3 separate regions of the Homo sapiens genome follow, and all the other regions are linked to region 3. The links are chromatin contacts, found by Hi-C or POLR2A ChIA-PET in ENCODE. All regions are on one chromosome and are shown on one strand. The core of a region is the stretch at or near the end of the contact, and the rest is flanking DNA. Distances in the headings are between cores, read along the strand shown.

Region 1 (3,739 bases), core at 872-3,371, 1.6 Mb after region 3:
TCCTAGCTACTTAGGAGGCTGTGATGGGAGGATTGTTTGAGCCCAGGAGTTCAAGGCTGCAGTACGCTATGATCATGCCACTGCACTCCAGCTTGGGTGACAGAGTGAGACCCTGCCTCAAAAAACGATTTCATAATTTTAAAAATACATGAGGAAAAATGGGGAAAAACAGCAGTGGCATGTAAAAAGAATCTTTAAAAACAATGCTTTACTATTCACAATAGCAAAGACATGGAATCATCCTAAAGGGCCATCAATGACAGATTGGATAAAGAAAATGTGCTACCTATACACCATGGAATACTATGCAGCCGTAAAAAAGAATGAGATAATGTCTTTTGCAGGAACATGGATGGAGCTGGAGGCCATTATCCTTAGCAAACTAACGCAGGAACAGAAGACCAAATTCTGCATGTTCTCATAAGTGGGAGCTAAATGATGAGAACACATGGACATATGGAAGGGAACAACACACACTGGGGCCTACTTGAGGGTGAAGGGTAGGAGGAGAGAGAAGATCAGAAAACATAACTATTGGGTACTAGGCTTAGTGCCTGGGTGATGGAATAATCTATATAACACCCCCAGTCCATGACACAAGCTTACCTATATAACAAACCTGCATGTGTACCCCTAAAATTAAAGTTAAAAAAAAAACCAGTGCTTTATCCCCAGCTAAGCACAGTGTTCAATAAGAATATGATGAAGATCTACAATTCAAATATTTGAAATTTTAATTTAATAGACCTAATTTGCAGAATATATTGATGTATTTTGTTTCTTTTTTGGGGGATATGGGGGTGTTTGATTAGAACTTTCTTATGATGGACTTTGTCTCATAGTATTGCGCACTAAACAATAATGGATGGAGAGGTTGATGGGTTAGTAAGGGGTTTAAGAAATATGGTAACTTTTATTTTGTGGTGCTGGTAGTCTGAGTATATTTTGTATTCTTATACACTTGACTCGGGTCCAGTTGATAACTGGCAGAGTTTTATAACACTGCACCGAGAAGAGCCCATGCAACATGTGTCATAACAGTTCGTTAAAGAATAGCATCAACAAAAAAATTAGTTCTTAGAATTTTTTATTTTCCAACTAATAGTTGTCACTTTCTCCATTTATCCAAAGCATACCAATCTTTCAAGGTCATCTGAAGTCCCACTGTACTACTAAGCCTTCTGGCTGACTTCAGACCCCATTCATGTGAGCTTTTTGTATCCAAAATGCCTCTACAGCCTCGGTGGCCCAATATGATCTGAATTTTATACCATCTGCTCTTCACTCACAAGGCTCTGGCTATACTCTCTTGTATTCTTTAAAAACCCAAACTCATTCCTCCTCTCAAGGATTTTGCATTCATTTTTCCTTTGGAGCTATATATTCTTCTCCTAGCTCTTTGCATGGTTAATTATTTCTTATCATTTAGGTCTTGGTTTGAATGTCACTTGCTCATAGAGGCTGTCTCTGACTTAAATGGGGACTTTCCATCACACTCTCACATTACCCAGTTTTATTTCCTTCAGAACCCTTATAACTATATGAGAATATCTTGTTTGATTTGCTTACTTGCTTACTCCCTGTCTCCCTCCTCTGCCTCTCCCACCTCATTGCACAGTGCTCCTTACTTGCAAATTAAAAGCACAGGCTCTGGAGAGAGATGCCTGGGTTTAGTAGCTGTGCTGCTCACTACATTTGTGACAGTGAACACATTGTTTATTCTGTATTTACCTCACTTTCCTCATTAATAGTCCTGTATCATAAAGGTAATATAAAGGCTAAGTGAGAAAATACTCGTCAAGTGCCTAGAATGGTGGTTGGCACTCAGTAGGCACTCAAATATTTTTTGAGTGAATGAATGATGCTCTGACTTTGTTTAATAGTTTTTCTTGCATCTGAGCCTCCCCAGCAAGATTATAAACTCTTAGGCCTTCCAAGACCTTGCAGAGCTCCAACTATAATTTAACAAGGTTGAAGGCACATAGGTGATTAGTGAATACTGCTTAAAATACTGAACTTACTGTAGATTTCTCAGAAACTTGTTTTGCATTCCTGAATCTCTCTGTGTTAGGGCAAAATCATCTAAGAAGGACATCATGTCACTTGCGAATTCCAGTTTCATCAGCCTACCCATCCCACGCAGTTAAGCTTCCTTGTTTGTGGTTAGGAATGCAACAAAAGGGCTTTGTTTGAATTACACCCACACACAAAACTTAGTTTGCTAAATTTTAAAATTAAACCATCTTCTGACTTACTGATATGCTCATGATGTGATGTACTTTAGGAAAATATTTCTTTAAGTTCTTAAAGATCAAAGTGATCCCAAAATGTAAAATTAGTATGCCATGCTCTTTAGGAATGCTTATTAAATGTTTCGCATCATTGAGAAAGTCAGCTGTTTAACTGAAAAAATAGCTGTTTAATTTTTTTTTTTTAACTCTCAAGCTACAGTGAATTGTATTTTCAAAATGAAAGACTATTTTAAAAATACTTTGCTTTTCAATAGGTAATACATGCGTATAGTATAAAATTTGAAAAGTTACAAAATGAAATACAGTGAAAATAAGTTTTCCTTCCCAGAGGCAGTCATTGTATCTAGTTTCTTAAGTGTCCTTCCAAAACTACTCTTTACGTTAATATACACACATGTGATTTTCCCCACATACTGTAGCAGACTGTACATGTAATTCTGCATCTTTCCAGTGTAACAATATATTTGGAGATATTTCCATATCAGTATGTATAGAGATACTTCATCCTTTTTAACAGCCATTATATGGATATACCACACTGAGTTAACTAGTCTGCTGCTAATGGGCATTTAGGTTGTCTTCCAATCTTTTGATGGGTATGTTATTTTAAAAATCATTTGCTAGATGTTGTCAAACTGGCCTTCATTCAGGTTGTACTGATATACACTGGTGGGCTATTTTTGGTCATCCTTTTCAATTCTTCGCTTATTTCATCACTTACCTCCTATCTGTACGGTATGGAAGAATCTTATAAAACAAAGATTTATCTCCGAAGCCCTCTCCCAACATATCTTCTGCATCTAAAAGAAAAGTTGTTTTTTGTTTTTTTTTCCTCGTGTTTTTGTTTTTTTCAGGGCCTTTTGATTTGCTTCCCCCTCCCCACCCCCACCGCCAAAATCATCCTGTCATCTTGTTCTTAATCTATTAGAACTGTGATGAAACCTGATACTCTGCCCAGGGCAAATAAATAGTTACCTCTCCAACCTCCTCCAAAGTAAAAGCTCCAAAGTTGAGTTTGCTGTCTTTGTATTGCAGGTATTGGACCTACTTTCTAAAGCACTTATTTTATCTGTACTGTAGGAATTATTTCATTTGCTCTTTCCTGCAGAATGTAAGCTCCTTAAAGGCAGAGACAATATCTTAGTCATTATTTCTTTAAAATATCTCTTTAAAATTTGTTTAATTTTTTATTTTCTTAAATGGACATTTAATTGTACATATTTATGGGGTACATAATGATGTTTCAGTACAAATAATGTATAGTGATGAGATAAGGATAATTAAATATTTTTAAATATCAGTTTCAACTCTTCTAGTCCTCATGTACCACATCCCTGGAGCCCGATCCCGTGTGTCACCTCCCTCACTTCTCCCTCTTCCAGGTTAGGTTCATCATGAAAACAGAGGACATTGGGTACGAGGTCCCCTCAACTTTTCGTGCTACCTACTTGCTTTCACATTTGCCAGCATCCACCTTTCTTCTATCT
Region 2 (3,790 bases), core at 841-3,340, 1.1 Mb after region 3:
ACTGTAAAAACGGCTGAAATACAAAAATAATATAAAAGCACAGACTGCAAATAAACAAACCAAAATGTGAACTTTGAGTGTCGAGAATTTGTATCAGTTATAATTCAGGTCCGGATTAGGAGGAGTCTTCCACTCACTGTTGCTTTTGTTTGGATTTTTACACCAGAAATAAATTACTTCTGTAAGCAGAAAAAAAAATGTTCCCTTATCTTTTTTTTTAAGTGAAAATCTAAGAAACTCAGATTCTGTAGCATGTTATGGATAGACCCTAAGGCAAGGAGAAGGAATGGACACAAAGAGAACTCACTTCATCTTGGCTTTCCTCTGTTCTAGCAAAACAAAGGCGAGCCTGATGCTGCCTCAGCTGCGGTCTGCTCTGCTGCAAAGGCCCAGGAGCAGCCGCCCCCACTCTCGACTCCACCGCACTTCTCTTCCTATTACTGTCAGGACAGTTGAGTGAGCACTCTGTATTCCTGCCTAATTTTTCCTGACAAGCATCATAGTGTGTGAAGTTTCCAGTGAGAAAGGACTTGAGATCTCATTTATTTGTTCATGTGAAGAAAATCACCTCAGAATTAGGAACCCTGAAAGAATCAGCAAACATAAATGAACAGATGGCTAACCTCCCTGGTTTATCTTGCTGGGCTGGCATCCAGCTTTTAGGCAACCATAAATCCAAAGACAAGTGGAAGGGTTTCCAGAAAGAAGGGGTTACCAGAAAGAAGGGTAAACCTGGCTGTTCTGACATGCGTAAACAGTGTGACTTGAACTTGTTCCTCCAACTTTCAGGATAGAAATAAACATTTAGTACATTTGACTTCTTAATGAAACAAAGCAAATGAAAAACAAGAACAATAAAAACTGTCCTTGGCAGCATGCCAGAGTCATAACCAACCCAGACCATGTTACAGCTGGGGCTTCTCCTCTGTCTCCCTCCACCCCCACAGCCCTTCTCTGCCTGGCCACTTCTTAGTTGAGTCACCAGCACTCAGACAAATCCTCATAGCCCCTTTTACTCCCTTCAAATCTTGCCCTCAAGAGTGGTGGCTTTTCCTGCTGCTTTCATATGTCTCTTTTCCTCCACCTTACAAGTTGGATGTTTGTCAGGAAACCCTCTGTCAATCCCAGAGTAGATCACGTGCTGGAGAGTGAGTGAGTGTGTGTGTGTGTGTGTGTGTGTGTGTGTGTGCTCATGCGAATGCACTAAGTAGGAAGAGAGATGGGGAATGAGAGAACAGAGGGAAGTTGTAAATACAGCTGCTAACATTTCTAAAACAGTGTGTCTTTATTTTTATTTTCTCACTTTCAGCTCAGAGAATGGCAGTTACTATTCAGTTACCATTACTGCCACGCCAGCTGCAATCTACTGTGAGTCTGCTAAAGTCAGGTGCTATGCTAGGGGCTTTATAATGTACCTTATCTCTGAGTTTTACACTGACACTACAAAATAAAAATCCCCATTTTGCAGACAAAGAAATGGTGGCACTGGCTGTCCCAAGTCACAAAGCCAGTAAATGAAATCAAATCTGACCAAGTCCAGGAGTGCAGATTTACTCACCCATCCAGCAGCTGCCACCCCATGGCACCCTGAGGGTAGAGTTGCCAGATTTAGCAAATAAAACCTGGGATACCCAGTTAAATTTGTATTTCAGATAAACAACAAATAATTTTATAATATAATTATGTCCCAAATATTGCATGGGCTACATCAAAAATGTTTTTATTCATAGGAGATGCATGCTGAAGGATTTAGGAACAAAGTGTGTGATATCTACAACTTACTTCAAATAATTCAAGAAAAAGTGCATCAGAGAGATAAATATGGCAGGACATTAACAACTGATACATCGGACTGAACCGAAATATCACACGAGACAGACTCATACTAAAATGTTATTTGTTATCTGAAATTCAAATTTAACTGGTTGTCCTGTATTTTATTTTATTTGGCAACTCTAGCCCAGAGGGACAGTGAAACTATGGAGAAGCCATAAGTTGGACTCTGAACTCTCAGGGTTTCCTCGAGTGTTACCCGTGCCATCTGGAGGAAAGGAAACTAGGGCAGCTGCGTGAGGTCACTGTCAGCTCCTAGTAAGGAGCCCACAGGTGAGGAACCGAAAAAGGGAGAGTTCAACTCTAGAGTTTCCAGGCAGCCGCGCAGCCCCAGTATGCTAATGGGTCCAAAGAAAGCACCTCAACCTCCTGCCACAAGATGGCCCAGAGAGGGCTCTGTTTTGACTTAAACTTTTAATTTCTGCCCCTTCTATTTCTGATCCTCAGGGCATTCAAGTGTGCACTCCCAGGAGCTTGCTCGGCAAAGGAAGGCCTGAGAAACTAACAAATAATAACCTCAGCCTCAAGACCGCGGACTGTCTGGCACAGGAAGTTATTCATTCCGCCAGATACAACGAGCTAGTGTCCCCCTCAAAGGCGCCCTTTGCCAGTCTGAACAGAAAGCCATGGCTTGGGAACAACTGATCTTCCTCACCGAGGGTTCTGCTGTGGTGATGACAGCCACCAGACAAACCTTGTAATCAGCTGAGTCTTCTTAGTTACACTAAATGAAAAAGCAACATAAGGCCTTAAATCAGTTTTACAGTGTGACTCTGGATATTAAGAGTGGCACTGTGGAGTCACAATATAACTGTTGCTTATTAGTTTTAACCAAGACGAACATAATGAATTTTTCCACGCACAATACTGTGGCACTACCACTAAAACAAAATACTGGAAAATTATCAAGTTCTATGGTGAATTCACAGTGTCAACAGCTAAATTAATAATTGGACTAAAAAACATACTTTTCAGTTAATCACCCAATATGTACCTACTGAGAGCTTTCTATGTGCCCGGACTATGCCCTGCAAACAGGCATAGGCCCTGTCTGTAAGAAGAAATTTAGCTAAGGACACAAAACCAACATGCATGTAACAGGGAGTGAAAAATTATGTGCAAGACTCAGTAATTCAGCCTAACAAACAGCTTATGCCTGAAATTATTTAGATCCTTCCAGTAGCATGGATCTGTGATAAAATTCCCCCATCTAAACATCTCACAGGCTGCTCCAAGACAACATGACCAAAATGGACTCATGATTTTCTCCCCTAGTTGATCACTAAGTCCTGCTGATTTCACCTCCTCCTCTTCCCCATTTCTACCCCAAGGCACATTTCATCATTGGCTTGGACTGTGACAATACTGTATGTAGGCTCCTAACTGGTCTCCCTCTCTCCAGCCTTTTTCCTTTCAAATGCTTCATCCATCTCAGGCTTCAGAGAAGCCTGTCAAAAGTGCCTAAGGGAACAGATACTCCACCCCTGCTCAAAGGATAAAGTCCACAGTCCTTGACCTGTTGTGATCTGATGCAACTGCGTCACCTGTCGCTGTCTTTTCCTGGTAGGCACTTTATGCACCAGTAACACGCAACCATCTACTGTTACCTAGCACCCACCACACAAGTTCTCAGCCAGTGCCTTGGCCTGAGTCACTCACCGCCCTTCACCCAGAAGTCTCTGCAGGGCCCTTATCACCTGGTTCACTTCTACTTGGGCTTCAGGGCTCAATTCAGAAGTGCCATCTCTCAGAAGGCCCCTCTGAACTATGTGTTTTCTCTCTGCTTTCATGAAACTTCACAAGTTTTATAAGGAAAATGTGTTCATTAGTCTTTAGTGTCAGATTGGGTCTGATACTAAGAACTGTATCTTTTTCATGGATCCCCAGCACATAACATGGTTTCTGGCACAGAAGGGACACAATAAATAATTAATGAAGAAACAGATGATACCGCAGC
Region 3 (4,198 bases), core at 435-2,934:
TTTTGTGTATCCATTGCATGTTTTTGGTTTGAGGTATACATGAGGCTTGCAAATATTATCTTATAACCCCCTATTCTCACCTGACAAAGACATTATTTCCATAAACAAACAAACAAGCAAAAATAAAACTAATAAAAACTCATCTTAACTTTGTCCTCCTGCTTCTTAACTTTTTGTTGTTTCTATTTATAACGTATTGTACTGACTATGTACTGAAAAGTTGTTGTACTTATTTTTGATTGGTTCATTGTTAGTCTTTCTACTTGAGTTGTTTATACACCAATATTAGTGTTCTAATATTCTGTGTTTTTCTGTGCGCTTACTATTACCAGCAAATTTTGTACTTTCAGATGTTTGCTTATTGCTTATTAATGTCCTTTTCTTTCTGATGAAAGTACTCCCTTTAGCATTTCTTGCAGGACAGGTCTGGTACTGGTGAAATCTCTTGGCTTTTCTTTGTTTGGGAAAGTCTTTATTTCTCCTTCATATTTGAAAGATATTTTCATCAGACATGGTGTTCTAGAGTAAAAGTTTTTATTTTTCCTTCAGCACTTTAAATATGTCATGCCACTCTCTCCTGGCCTATAAAGTTTCCACTGAAAAATCTACTGCCAGACGTATTACAGCTCCATTGTATGTTATTTGTTTATTTTCTCTTACTGCCTTTAGGATTCTTTCTTAATCCTTGACTTTGAAAGTTTGAATATTAAATGCCTTGAGGTAGTCTTCTTTGGATTAAATCTACTTGGTGTTCTATAACTTTCTTGTAGTTGGATAGTGATATCTTTCTCTAGGTTTGGGAAGTTCTCTGTTATTATCCCTTTGAATAAACTTTCTACCTCTGTCTCTTTCTTTCTCTCCTCTTTAAGGTCAATAACTCTTAGATTTGCCCTTTTAAGGCTATTCTCTAGATCCTATAGGCATGCTTCATTCTTTTTTATTATTTTTTCTTTTGTCTCCTTTGACTGTATTTTCCAGTAGCCTGTCATCAAGCTAATTCTTTATTCTGCTTTATCCATCCTGTTATTAAAACATTCTGATGCATTCTTCAGTATGCCAATTGCATTTTTCAGCTCCAGAATTTCTTCTTGATTCCTTTACATTATTTAAGTCTCTGTTAAATTTATCTGATAGAATGCTGAATTCCTTCTCTGTGTTATATTGAATTTCTTTGAGTTTCCTCACACAGCTATTTTAAATTATGTATCTGAAAGGTCACATAGCTCTGTTTTTCCAGGATTGGTCCTTGGTGCCTTATTTAGTTTATTTTGTGAGGTCATATTTTCCTGGATGGTGTTGATGCTGGTAGATGTTCTTTGGTGACTGGGCATTGAAGAGTTAGGTATTTATTATAGTCTTCATTGTCTGGCCTTATTTGTAGCCATCCTTCTTGAGAAGGCTTTCTAGCTATTTGAAAGGACTTGGGTGTTGTGATCTAAGCTGTTTGTACTTTAGAGGTTACCCCAAGCCCAGTAACACTGTGGTTCTTACAGACTAATAGAGGTGCTGTCTTGATGATCTTAGACCAGATCCAGGAGAATTCCTTGGATTACTAGGCAGAGATTCTTGTTCTCTCCTCTTACTTTTTCTCAAACATACAGAGTATCTCTCTCCTTTCTGAGCCACCTAAAGCTGGGGGTGGAGTGACACAGGAACCCCTGCGGCCACCACTACTATGACTGTATTAGGTCAGACCTGAAACCAACATAGTGCTGGGTCTCGCCCAAGGCCTGCTGTAACCACTTCCTGATTACCCCTTATGTTTGCTCAAGGCCCTGGGGCTCACAATCAGCAGGTGGCAAAGCCAGCCAGGTGTGTGCCCTTCCCTCAAGGCAGTGAGGTCCTCAGGTCCCGGGTAAGTCTAAAGGTGCCACCTAGGAGTCAGAGACTAGAGTCAAAAACCTTAGAAGTCTACCTGGTATTCTTTATATTGAAGATCACAAAACTCAGTCCTTCCCACTCTTCCCTCCACTTTACAAAGGCAGAGGAGCCTCATCCCAAGCTGCCACACGTTCTCTTAGTCAGCTTGTGGTGAATGCTGCCTGGCCTAGGACTCACACTTCAGGGCAATTGGTTCCCCTCTGCCCCAGGGCTGGTCTAGAAATACCATCCAAGAGTTAAGTCCTGGAATTGGGGTCCCTAAGAGCCCACTTGGTACTCCACCTCTGTGGCAGTGTTGGTACCTAAGGTGCAAGACAAAGTTCCCTTTACTTTTCCCACTGCTTTTCTCAAGCAGGAGTTTTGCCCCACAGCCACCACAGCTAACTTTAGCTGAGTGTCACCTAAAGCCAGCAAATCTCAGAGGCTCACCAAGGCCCTCAGTGTTGTACCTGGGTATTGTTGCTTGTTATTCAGGATGCAAGGGCTTTTTGATTAGCAGGGGATAAATGCTGGCAGGACTGTGTCTTTTTCTTTTATGTAGCAGTTCATTCTGGCCCAGGGTGTGTCTAGAAGTGTTATCTGGGAGTTAGGGCCTGGAATGGGAGCCTCATGACTTTGACTAGTGCCCTATCCTGCTGTGGCTGAGCTGGTATCCAAAATGCAAGACAAAGTCCTCCCCACTTCCCCCTCTCCTCTCCTCAAGTGGAAGGATAGGGTCTCCTTTGGAGCCATGAGCTGTGCAGCCTGGGGTTAGTGGAGGGGTAAGGCCAGCACTCACTTGACTGCCCCAGCTAGTGTCTCAGTATGCTGCTTGCCCCCTAGTCCATTGTCCCTGGGCCTAGTTCAGCCCTGGGATTCATCTAAGAGTTGCAGTCCTTACGGCCTAGACTGTCTTTCAAGTTTACTTAGAGACCCAGAGCCCTTTGGCCCTCAGTGGTGAGTTTTGCAGGCACTTAAGTTCTGACTGCTGGGATCAGTGTTTTCCCTCTGACTAGCACTGGTTTAAATGCTCCCTGTGTGGGTGGGCATCAGCTGAGTCTGATCTGGGTTTTTCTGTCTGCTCTAACAGAGCAGCACTGAGTTCAGTGCCTCACAATTGCTGTGTTCTTCCCCAAGTGCCCAGAAACACTCTCTGCCCCACTCTGCTGCTGCCAAAGGGGAGGGAAGGGGTTGTGTCACCGATTCAGGACTGTTTTGTCTATCTCCTTAGAGCCTCTTTCAGCGTTAAAAAGTTAAAACCAAGTATATAAGTGCTTACCTGATTTTTGGCTCTTATGAAGGTGTTTTTTCCGTGTAGATAGTTGTTAACTTGGTGTACTTACATGGAGGATGATCAGTGGAGCTCTCTATTCCACCACCTTGCTCCACCTTTCTCTCATTTATGCTCACTTTGGCTGTGGTATAGATAATGGGTTCAAGGTGGGAAAGACTGAAAGAGGGAAGAACCCCTAGATAGCTATTAACGATGGTCCAGGGAAAGATCATGGAGGTTAGTGGAGTAGACAGACCAGGTGTGTTTAAGTTTTCTTTTGTCAGGGTGAGTGATTGGTTGGATGTGGAGAGTGAGCTGAGGGAAGAAAATGTTTAAGATAACTCCCAGAGTATCCTTTCCTTCCCCTTTACTGCCCTCAGCTCTGACCCACCTCTCAACCTGCCATCCATTTAGCACCTGTGTTCAGCAAAGGTGATATGAGGCAAAAGGACACTCTTTCCACTACCCTGGAGTTTGGTCAGACATCAACACTGGGAAGGTGAAAAATCAGAGAAAAAGCATGGATCATGGCACTAAAACCACCGATAAGGAAATTAAACATTTGGCCTGTTACAGATTGGCAAACCACAATTATAGGCCCTAATGACAGCCCTTATCAAGGCAGTATATTCTTTTTGACACAATGTTGCATTATAACTGGAATTCATCATCCAAATATTGGCATAATATTAAATTTTAAATAATATTTAAATGTGAATGATTCTAATATATCACTCAAACATTAAATAATAATGGGAGCATTCATCTTAGAATCACAGTGGTCTCTTGCTTTTATTGTTTCTAAAGTTATTCTACTCATTTTGTCACTGCTATATAGCCCAAACTCAGATGATGTCCTAGTGCCAGAAATCGCATAGATCCATAAATCAGACAGATGAGCACAACAGAATATCTTAGCAATGGACTCCGAAGCATGCCAGAGAAGCATGCATTATAGCTAAAATAAACTTTAAATTACAGATTTAAAAGAGGAAATAAATAAAAAGAATGACTCCTGGGATCCTGGCACAAGCAACTAGGTGGATAGAGTTAGCATTTATTAAC

What was found. Hi-C counts contacts between places; a loop is a spot of excess contacts on that map. ChIA-PET counts read pairs that join two places held with the same protein, here RNA polymerase II (POLR2A). Pooled maps may share reads with other maps.
Region 1: a map with no recorded cell type shows a loop between it and region 3 (10-fold over the local background). The contact joins two enhancer-like sites. A Hi-C loop is called at or near these places in 1 of 37 single-sample maps with no recorded cell type. POLR2A ChIA-PET finds 5 or more read pairs at or near these places in 1 of 52 experiments (HEK293).
Region 2: a map with no recorded cell type shows a loop between it and region 3 (15-fold over the local background). The contact joins two enhancer-like sites. A Hi-C loop is called at or near these places in 2 of 37 single-sample maps with no recorded cell type and 2 of 50 pooled maps.

Annotation. Positions count from the first base shown.
Region 1 is chr4:76,722,015-76,725,753 of GRCh38, forward strand. The region is part of intron 3 of SHROOM3 (shroom family member 3); the gene reads left to right. All of the region lies in intron 2 of SHROOM3-AS1 (SHROOM3 antisense RNA 1), which reads right to left. Among named protein-coding and RNA genes, the nearest start is that of SHROOM3-AS1, 79 kb to the right of the region's middle. Within about 2 kb of position 2,122, at least 8 of the 41 ENCODE cell types and tissues checked have a DNase peak (open chromatin) inside an H3K27ac peak, as active enhancers do.
Region 2 is chr4:76,197,686-76,201,475 of GRCh38, forward strand. All of the region lies in intron 1 of SCARB2 (scavenger receptor class B member 2), which reads right to left. Among named protein-coding and RNA genes, the nearest start is that of SCARB2, 14 kb to the right of the region's middle. RefSeq lists enhancers at 2,156-2,345, 2,366-2,425. Within about 2 kb of position 2,091, at least 15 of the 41 ENCODE cell types and tissues checked have a DNase peak (open chromatin) inside an H3K27ac peak, as active enhancers do.
Region 3 is chr4:75,097,792-75,101,989 of GRCh38, forward strand. No RefSeq gene overlaps it. Among named protein-coding and RNA genes, the nearest start is that of LINC02562, 15 kb to the left of the region's middle. Within about 2 kb of position 1,685, at least 4 of the 41 ENCODE cell types and tissues checked have a DNase peak (open chromatin) inside an H3K27ac peak, as active enhancers do.